3 separate regions of the Homo sapiens genome follow, and regions 1 and 2 are each linked to region 3. The links are chromatin contacts, found by Hi-C or POLR2A ChIA-PET in ENCODE. All regions are on one chromosome and are shown on one strand. The core of a region is the stretch at or near the end of the contact, and the rest is flanking DNA. Distances in the headings are between cores, read along the strand shown. Region 1 has its middle 74 kb from the start of HSPA9. Region 2 has its middle 12 kb from the start of SNHG4. Region 3 overlaps SIL1 (SIL1 nucleotide exchange factor).

Region 1 (3,058 bases), core at 112-2,611, 310 kb before region 3:
TGGGGCAGGAGAAGGAGAGGCCACAGTGGGGGCCGGCATGCCTGCCTCCTTGGTCTTTAAGCTGGGTCTCTTGGTACCATGCCTGCCTTGCACTGTCCCCGTTCCTTGTGAATCCCAGGGTCCTAGAAGCTTACCCCTCTCTGCAGGGACCACCCTCAGAGACTTTCCACCAGAAGATTATGCTAATATCCACAACAGCTGATGTTTATTGAGTATTCACTGCATGCCAGGCTGTGCTAGAGGCCAGAGTGCTCCGGCTTGGGGAGACGTGGCTGCCTCTCTGCAGCAGGTGAAGGAGCTTTTCCAGTGAGGGAGCCCCTGCATGCTGCAGACTCTGCCTGAAATCTCTCCGAAACCTTTGGGAGATTGGTATCACTTATCTTCTCTGACCAATGAGAACAGTTCCTGGTTTTGTGATCTCCCAAGTCCCTGGTGTGGATGTTCTGTGAGCTTCTGAATTCTCCTCTCCTTTCCCCACTGACAACTCACCTGGCCCTACACTCATTATGAAAGAATATTGAGGCCAATTAGCCTTGACAAGCTTCATGCCCAAGGGGCAGCTTTCAAGTTTCTGGTCCTCTAAGACCTGCTCAGGCCACCTATGTGTCTCTGCCCACTCAGAATTCTAGGAGCAGCTCCCCTCTCCATCTCTGGGCAGGACCTGGCTTTGAGTAAGGGCTAGAGTGAAGGAGACTGGGAGAGGGGAATAGCCAGCTTTAGCCTCACAGCCCCGTAGTCAAGGGGAGTCCTCTGGGAGGGCGAGAAGAATAGCAAAGCAGGGAATGGAAGGTTCAGGAAGAGGCAGGCGGGACAGGGAAGGGAAATGGAGAATGTGTTTCCAACATCCCCTGGGTTTCCTCTGTCCCTGTCTCCTTCCCCCACTGAAAGAGGAATGGAGCTGGCTGGCCTTTCTGGGAGGCATAGTCCTCTAGCCTCCCAACCCTACCAGCCTCCTCTCTGTCCCCAACTGCTCCTTCTCTGGCTTCTCTCCAGAGCCCAGGGCCTCCCTGTGTCATCAGTTCATTATCATTCTGATAAAAGTCATTAGTCCTTGAAAAAGCATGATTCCCCAGCTGAGGCCAGCCCCCGCTAACCTGGGGAGGAATACAGATGGATGGAGATGTGGGGGTGGGGACAGACAGAGGCACAAACACAATGACACTTGTTTCCAGGAGGTGTGTAAATGGACACAAACCCACTGGTGCACACGGCCACACACCTTTACACACAGGCCCAGGGATGTCTCACATGGTCACCAGAGAGCCCACAGGGCTACATCACTGGAGGCACACTCAGCTGCTTCCAGTCCCAGAGAATCACTCGACACTGAGACCCAGCACCCAGCAGCCTCAGCCTCCTGGAAACACAGAAGCTGGGCTCCGCAGACTCTGGGGGCGGGGGCAGGGAGTGGAATATGGAGGCCAAGGTTAGAGATCTCCGAGTTCCATTAGCCACAAGAAGCGTGTCCGGAATCTAAAAGTGCAGGGACAAGGGCGCTGCAGAGCCGGTTCCTGACAGTGTGTCCCCATTTCCCACCCCTTCCACCACTGGGAAGCTCCTCCCTGTCAGCAAAGCCATTTAGGGATTAGAGCAGCTCCCTCAGTAAAAGCTGCTTATTCAAAAGGTGCTTTCAGTTCATTTGCATTCACTTCATGGATATTATAATGCGTGGAGGAGCTTCCTCCTCAGTCCCTCTTTGCTGTCCCCAGATTGAGTCCCTGGCCCATGCAAGGTATCAGTTTGGGCTGGGCCAAGCTTTCCAGTGACCTGGGGATCTTGTCAGGGAGTGGGAGGTGATAAACACTGACCATTAACCCCTGGTCCTCAGAAGGCAGCTCCGGGGACAGCTAGGAGGGGTCACAACTGGAGTTTTCCCAAGGGAGAGGAAGGAGGCCAAGGTCTGGAGAGGCCTCTCAATTCCCCCGGGGTCATAAGCCTGGTCTCCTAGGGAAGGAGGAATCTGCCCAGCTGCTGTCTGCAGATGGGGCTGCCACAGGGGAGCAGGCAGAGTCAGCCTCAGCTTTGAAGACCTTCTCTTTGGCAGCCACCCCACCCCGGCTCCATGCATTCAGTTCATTCAAAGAGTATTTAACTAACACCATGATGTGTGAAGCTTGATGCTAAGTAACTGGAATACAGTGTTGACCAGGCAATGTGGCCCCTGCCTTCACAGAGCTTCCACTCCAGGAGTGAAAACCCACAAAAAATGAAGACACAAGACAATATGGAATAATATGAATTATACCTAGTACCATAACAAACAGGGCGCTAAGATAGAAAGTAATAGGTCAGGGCCGGGGGACCGTCTTCAGATGGGGTGATCAGTAAATGGTGGACACATAACACACCTGCAGTTGAGGCTTCAGGGAGCCAGCTTCGCACGACTGCACTCCAGCCGGGGCAACTCTGTCTCCTAAAAAAGAAAAAAAAAAAAAGGAAGAAAGAAAAATTTCTTTCTTTCTGTGTGTGTGTGTGTGTGTGTGTGGTTTTTTTTTTTTTTTTTGAGACAGAGTTTTGATCTGTCACTCAGGCTGGAATGCAGTGGCACAATCTCGGCTCACTGCAACCTCCTCCTCTGGGTTTTAGGAGATTCTCCTGCCTCAGCCTCCCAAGTAGCTGGGATTACAGGCATATGGCACCATGCCTCGATAATTTTTGTATTTTTAGTAGAGACAGGGTTTCACCAGGTGATCCGCCTGCCTCGGTCTCCCAAAGTGCTGGGATTACAGGCATGAGCCACAATGCCTGGCCAAGAATTTCTTTCTTGATTTGTCCTTTTATCACCTCAAAGGTGCATCATGGGATTTCCCATCCCAGCTCAGGGGAAAGGCATGGCTGTGCCTCTTCATCCCCAGATCAGCCTATGGCGAGGCTGCCGTCTTTTGGACACTCCAGTGAACGTGCCCACCTGCCTGCTCTGGCACATCTGACAAGGCTGGAAAGAAGTTGCCATTTTCGGGGAGGGGTCAGTTTCAATGCCTTCCCACCAATTGGTCCGGAGCATGTCCACAGTTCTGTACACTGGGGAGCATCCAGTTCAGGCTTGGCTGAGTCAGGC
Region 2 (3,354 bases), core at 692-3,191, 310 kb after region 3:
GTGATGTTCCCTTGGCTTGGAACTCTCTCTCTTCTTCTCCTAGCTAACTTCTACTGACCCTTCAGGTAGGTCTTAGCCTGAACTCACTTCACTATAAGCCCTTCCCCAGACTCAGTGAGCTGCCTCTGCTTCCTGCTCTTACTGCCCAGTATTTTTCCCAATACAGCAGTGATCCTGTTAACTGCTTATTTATTTACTCATATGTCTCCCACATCCAACTGGGAGCTCCTTGAGGACAAGGACCTACCTTATTCCTTGCTTAGCCCAGAGTCTAGTAGGCTCTTTATGAATAATTGTTGAATTAGTGAGTGAACCAAGCATTCCCTGTCTTCACAGCACATACTCAGGCACTGCTGCAGCTTCTACCACCATCATTCTCATAGTTACTGTTCCAGATCATAGGTGACTGATTGTCTGGGTGTTCTTCTCTTTATGGACTGGGATTGCACCTTTAATGTTTGTACCCCTAATACTTTTTTTTTTTAGACAGAGTCTCGCTCTGTTGCCTAGGCTGGAGTGCAGTGGCACAATCTTGGCTCGGCTCACTGCAACCTCAGCCTCCCAGGTTCAAGCGATTCTCCTGCCTCAGCCTCCCAAGTAGCTGAGACCACAGGTGCATGCCACCACACCTGGCTAATTTTTTGTATTTTTAGTAGAGACGGGGTTTCACCATGTTAGCCAGGATGGTCTCGATCTCCTGACCTTGTGATCTGCCCACCTCGGCCTCCCAAAGTGCTGGGATTACAGGCGTGAGCCACCACGCCCAGCCCTGTGCCCCTAATACTTAATACAGTGCTCAACATTCATCTTTCCATCCCCCACTCATTATTTTTTAACAATTATTTCTTGAGTATCTACTGTGTGCTAGATATGGTGGGTATAGCAGTGAACAAGGTAGACAGGGCCCTGCCCTCAAGCTCACATTTTAGTGGCAAACAGTGAGTGCTCAGTGAACAGGAGGCTCAGTGGACCTCAGCCCTACTGGGAAGCCTCTGGAGTATTTCCTGTCAGGAGCTACAAAGCAGGGAGTACAGGTTCTGTGGGGGGAGAGTAGATTTTCTTGGTGACCTCTGGACCTCTCTTTGTCCAGGTCTCCTTGGGACTGGCCATCAGGTATCAGCAGCAGGGAGGGAAGAAATGAGGAAGGGAGAGAGAGGCAAGTATAGACAAGGTCTGAGTCCCTAAAGACAGGGAATTGTGTGTGGCTCAATGCCCATGGCCACTTTGCCGAGGCAGTTTGGTAATCAGCTTTCTTTCCTACACTGGAGCAGAAGAAAGAAATAGAGCCACACAGTGAAAGACGTAAAAGGATAGAAATGATAGAGGAAAAAGGAAGGAGAGAAAAAATGGAACAGAGAGGAGGAGGAGCATAAGGAGAGGGAGTAAGATTGAGGCACAGAAACAAGGCCTGCAGGACTGAGCCCTGCCTGCGTCATTGGCGGTCAGCTCTGGGGTATAGCTCTTCATTTGGGTCATCAGGGGAAAAAAAATATTCAATTTTGAACCCTTGGAATTCCCTAGATGCTTTCAGTAGCCCACTGATCCCTCAAGTTGTCTTTGGCTCCATCTGGCCATCCCAGGAGGCTCCCGCCAGGGACCTGCCAGCCCCCAGACCAAGATATAGTCATTGTGGACCCTCTCAAGCAAAGGGCAAGTGAAGGAAAAACAGCCTGTCTGAGAACAGCAGCCACTGGTTTTCTTCGTTTAAAAAAATTTTTTTTAGTGCTTATATAATTGCAGAAACCACTGATTTTTATCTTTCTCAGAAAAGACCCTGTGTTCACCATCTGTTTCCTGACTAGGGGCTTCAGGCCCTACTCTCTGAGACACTGGCCTAACAGTATCCTAATCTGTAGGCACAGAGCAGAAACTTCCCTGAGCTGGGAGCTGGGGAGGCAGGGCTCCCAGATGCCAAGCCGCAGTCTGAGTTCCTTACAGTGATGCTGCTCTTTCTAGAAACCTCAGCTGCTCGCTCCTGAGGCTGGGATGCCATCTGCTGCTCAGCTTAGGAAACTGGCTGATGGGCTGCACAGCCAAGGCTGAGTCTGGTGGGGGCTGGGCAAGAGGCCCGCCCTGGGTCTCAGGAGAGCCATGTTTTTTGTTTCTGGATAAATCCAGTACTGGCCTTCCGGGACAGAGCAAATAGTCTGTCCTCAGTCATTCTTCTTAGACTAGACAAGATGCCTCTCTTCGACAAGAAGAGACCTAGGGATTTTAGGGGGATGGGTGGGTCTGCTCTGCCCTTCGCAAAGTTCAGTGTCATCTCAAGGTTAAATTACCGAGAGAGGTCCAGGCTGCCTCTGAAGTTCTATAGATTTCCTCAAAGGGTTTATTTTTGTCTTTTCTTTTCTTTTGCTTTTTTTTTTTTTTAATTTGCAGGTTTAACTAAGATTATTACAAGTTGAGTTAATTGGCTGAATGAAATAATGAGGCCAGGCCTAGAGGAAGTGGGGCTTTGAAGAAAAAAGCATGCTCATGCAGAATTGAAATAAAATCTTCAGACTCTCAGCAGTTTTTGAAGCCCCTGCTCTTTGGACTGTCCTCGTTCAGGCTCCAACCCAGATAGGGTTGGGAACTCTAGTATTTTAGGGGCCACATATTTGTTGGTATTTCTTGAAGAAATGGTTATTCTGAGGAAATTTTCTACAAGCCAGTGTGGTAACCAGCCTCCAGGATGATCCATCCCCAATGCTGTCCATGTACTGATATTCATGCACTTGTAAATCCCCTCTCCCATATGGTACCAGGGTTTGTCTGTGTGACCAATAGAATATGACAGAAGTAATCATATGTAACATACAAGATTAGGTTATAAAAGACACTGTGGCTTCTTTCTTGGTCACTCTGTCATCTGATCACTCACTCTGGGGCAAGCCAGTTGCCATGTAGTGAACAGTGCTGTGGAAGGTCATGTGATAAGGAACTAGGCCTTCTATCAACAGCCAAGTGAGCCATCTTGGTAGCAGATCCTCTGGCCCTCATCAGGGCCTCAGATGACTGCAGCCCTAGTGGACGGCTTGACTACAACCTCATGAGTGACCCTGAGCCAGCTTAGCTGAGCTGCTCCCCAATCCTGACCCCCAGAAACTGTATGAAATAAACATTTGTTACTTTAAGTTCTTGAAGTTTTGGGATAATTTGTTTTGCAGCAACATAATAAATTTGTTGTATGGTATTATTATTATATCATGGTATATCATCTGCATTATATCACTTCTTTTCCTTATAAAGTCTGGTGTCTGGACTCCACCCCCTTAATCTCTCTAACCTCATCTCTTACCACCCTGCCTCCCCGCCGGCTTAGTCTCACCCTTGGCTCAGTCTGCCACAGACCCGTTGAATTTGCTTTTCTCT
Region 3 (3,284 bases), core at 133-2,632:
GGCAACCAAAGCCCTTCCACTTTCTGCACTGTGACCAGGGCAAAGAGAAGTCCCTTCTCTTCAGAAGGTGGGCTGATGTGGGTCGGGAGCCACCCACAGCCAAGCCAGCAGCAGCCCAGTCCCACCCACTCTGTCCCCCTCAGGCAGGCTCTTCCCACCCCATTTAGAGTAGGAGAGAAGAGAGCTCCAACATCAGATAAGTAAATCGGAGAGAAAAGAGAAAGTCTGACCTTTTGTAAATTGCTGAAATCAGGTTCATAAGGCAATAAATTCATGTTTTCACCCACAGCCAAGTCTGTGGGTACGGCAGGACCATGGGCCAAACATGGGCTGTGACAGTGCACAGCCTTGGCAGCCCTGGGCCCATGCCCTGCCTGGCCTCTTCACATGATCAGCTTAAACGAGGTACCCATGGAACCCTGGGAACTCCAGGCCTTACCCCAGGGTTCCCACAGCTTCAGGAGTTTCCTAAAAGGCCACCCTGTGAAGTGGCCTTTTAGGGCTGCCCAGGCAAGGGGTTGAAGAAACACAGCAGAGGAAGAGGGGGAAGATGAGGCTTGCGCTTCCAGCTGCTCCTCAGTCCATCCAGGCAGGGCCAGTAGAGCTGAAGGTTTCCTGAGCAATCACCCACCAAGGGTAGAATCTGCTCCTAGAAACAGACCCTCTCGCCAGTCAGCTCTGCCTTGGGCTTTAAATGCTCACAGCCTGGGGCTGGGGGAGGCAACTACCAAAACAGCTCAGAGTGAGGCCTCTGGATGTGCAAGGACCAGGGCCTGCAGGACCCTTGCTGGGAATCTCATAAGCAATGAATGGCTCATGGCCTTGGGCAAGTTTTCACCTGTGAGGCAGAGCTAGGACTACCCATGTAAAAGACAGAACAGTTAATGAATGCCAAAATGCCACACTGCTAGCCAATGCACTGTGGCCAAAAGATAATTACAGTAGGCTCACTACACAAAGAGGCCAGACCACATCTTTGAGAGCACAGCTTTATTTGGCCTGGATGCCTCGAGCACATATCATGTATGGCAGCCCCATCCTCCTCCAGCCTATGGACTCTGGACCAGAGCTGCGGCCCACCCCTGGAGGGACCAGTCCTGCTGGCTGGAAGGTAGGTGTCCTGACAGTTGGGGATCTGAGTTAAGGGGGCGGGGGCCTGGCACGCCTCAAAGTGACATCAGTGGCGCTGGTGTGCTCAAAGTCAACAGAAGGATATTAAGGACGTAGCTCATCTCCGATGCGATAAATGAGAATAAACCTTGTTCAGGGCTAAGCCGGCTGGACTAAATAAATACCATTAGCACTTGGATTACTGGGATGTTCACAATCAGCAGGCAAGTCAGCTGTCTGTGTGCAGAGGGACGACAGCAGCTGCTACTCTGTAAATCTTGCAGGGAGATGGGCTGGGGGTGGGGCAGGCTGCAAAAATGGAAGTGATTGCATTTGCAAAAACCAAAGAGTTTGGGTCAGGGTGACAGCAATTTGGGCAATCAGCCAAGAGTCAGAGGTCATATTTTAGCTAACTGAAGCTAAGCAAGTGTCTGGGTGGAAGGGGACTGAAGGAGCTGACCACAGGGAAGGCAGCCCAGCTCGGCCAGGGGGCCCAGGAGATTGCTGCCCAGCACACACCCCGGGGCTGACTTCACCCTTGGGCTCAGGGCTGGCTACATAATTTTCAGGCCCAAGTGCAACATGAAAACGTAGGGCCTTTTGTTCAAGAATTATCAGAAATTTCAAGACAGTGAGAACAGAGCATGAAGCCAAGCACGGGCCCTTTTGAGTGTGGGGTCCTGTGCCGCTGCACGGGTGGCAGGGCCAACAAGGTATGTGCACGGAAATCCTGCTCCAGGGTCAACCAACCGGAACAACAAGGGCTGAAAAGTAAGCTTGAATTTCTGAAAAGGAAAACAACTGGAAAAGGCAGAGCTCTAGGATGGGAATAAGGATGAGGGTGACTAGTTAGATGGGGGCCAAGGAAATGCTAAGGTGTAACTGAAGAGAGCTTCTGTGATTGAGACTGCCAGGCCAGACCAGGACACCAGAGGCACAGCAGAGGGATGTGCTCACTCACGCGTCCTCGTGACATTTCTAAGTGCAACAAATACTCTTTTCATTCCCTTAGAACAGGAAAAAACTATTATTTTTCTTCTGAAATGCCTCTGAGATGATGCCATGCACTGAGGGCAGAGGGCACATCTCAGGGGTATATGGGGCCAGGCTCAATCATTCACCTGATGAAGTGCAGCTCACCTTCTTGCCCAGAAAGAAAGATTTCCTCTGGTGGCCCCACCTTGCTTATGCCTTAATGTGTGGCCTCCATCATCTGGGAAAGCAAGAATTTGCAGGATGTGTAATCCTGAAATAGATGGGTTCAAGAGACATCTATATTTGCCTGCCATCCAGGGATGAGTGGGGCTAGGTAATCAATCAGTTAAGATACAAACAATTGGCTGGGCGCAGTGGCTCACGCCTGTAATCCCAGCACTTTGGGAGGCTGAGGCGGGCAGATCACTTGAAATCAGGAGTCCAAGACTAGTCTGGCCAACATGGTGAAACCCCGTCTCTACTAAAAATACAAGAGTTAGCTGGTGTGGTGTCAGGCACCTGTAATCTCAGCTACTCGGGAGGCTAAGGCAGGAGAATCGCTTGAACCCAGGAGGTAGAGGTTTCAGTGAGCTGAGATCACGCCACTGCACTCCAGCCTGGGCAACAGAGCAAGACTCTATCTTAAAAAAAAAAAAAAGATACAATTACCGAATTGAATAAAAATGGAATAGGTTTAACAACAACAACAACAAAAAACAAAAAACAAAACAAAAAAAACACTGTACAAATCTTCCACTACAAAGTCAAGCTTCCAGGAATAACAAAACACATGAGCTGCACATCACTTTGTGTTGGGACCTGTATGGCCTCAGGAGTTCCATCTGGACACTGGGGAAAGGCAGGGCTATCATCTGACCCCTTCATGTACAGCCCCCAACTGGAAGCCACCCACGTAAGCAACTATGAGACACCCACTCCTCACCACAGTAACAGCAACTCACAAGAGGGTCTCTAGACCCTACTGACAGACACACACACAATACACACACACAGACACAATCATCTGCCCACCTCTGAGGAGATAAAGGGAACCTCAGAGGGAGGGGCAGCAAATCACCTTCCTGAGGGTCATCTGGTAGCTCTCCAACACAGCCCTGTGTCACAATCACCTGGGCAGTTTATTTCCTGAAACCATTTCAGACTAGTGCTTTAAAAAATTACAGAAAATAGGCCAGGTG

The links. A loop is a pair of places that touch in the nucleus more often than their neighbours do. ChIA-PET counts read pairs that join two places held with the same protein, here RNA polymerase II (POLR2A). Pooled maps may share reads with other maps.
Region 1: a map of endothelial cell of hepatic sinusoid shows a loop between it and region 3 (4-fold over the local background). The contact joins two enhancer-like sites. A Hi-C loop is called at or near these places in 2 of 168 maps with a recorded cell type or tissue (Caco-2 and endothelial cell of hepatic sinusoid) and 1 of 37 single-sample maps with no recorded cell type. POLR2A ChIA-PET finds 5 or more read pairs at or near these places in 1 of 52 experiments (activated CD4-positive, alpha-beta T cell).
Region 2: a map of dorsolateral prefrontal cortex shows a loop between it and region 3 (2.2-fold over the local background). The contact joins two enhancer-like sites. A Hi-C loop is called at or near these places in 4 of 168 maps with a recorded cell type or tissue (A673, Caco-2, dorsolateral prefrontal cortex and 1 more), 1 of 37 single-sample maps with no recorded cell type and 7 of 50 pooled maps.

What each region holds. Positions count from the first base shown.
Region 1 is chr5:138,648,000-138,651,057 of GRCh38, forward strand. No RefSeq gene overlaps it. Among named protein-coding and RNA genes, the nearest start is that of HSPA9, 74 kb to the left of the region's middle. RefSeq lists an enhancer at 2,493-3,058. Within about 2 kb of position 1,362, at least 2 of the 41 ENCODE cell types and tissues checked have a DNase peak (open chromatin) inside an H3K27ac peak, as active enhancers do.
Region 2 is chr5:139,260,835-139,264,188 of GRCh38, forward strand. No RefSeq gene overlaps it. Among named protein-coding and RNA genes, the nearest start is that of SNHG4, 12 kb to the right of the region's middle. RefSeq lists an enhancer at 1,821-1,890. Within about 2 kb of position 1,942, at least 6 of the 41 ENCODE cell types and tissues checked have a DNase peak (open chromatin) inside an H3K27ac peak, as active enhancers do; they include dorsolateral prefrontal cortex, where a contact is called at or near this core.
Region 3 is chr5:138,954,014-138,957,297 of GRCh38, forward strand. All of the region lies in intron 7 of SIL1 (SIL1 nucleotide exchange factor), which reads right to left. LOC124901079 (a long non-coding RNA gene) reads left to right here. Exons shown (of 2, transcript XR_007058954.1): 1 at 1-3,284. Among named protein-coding and RNA genes, the nearest start is that of LRRTM2, 80 kb to the left of the region's middle. RefSeq lists an enhancer at 1-302. Within about 2 kb of position 1,383, at least 12 of the 41 ENCODE cell types and tissues checked have a DNase peak (open chromatin) inside an H3K27ac peak, as active enhancers do; they include dorsolateral prefrontal cortex, where a contact is called at or near this core.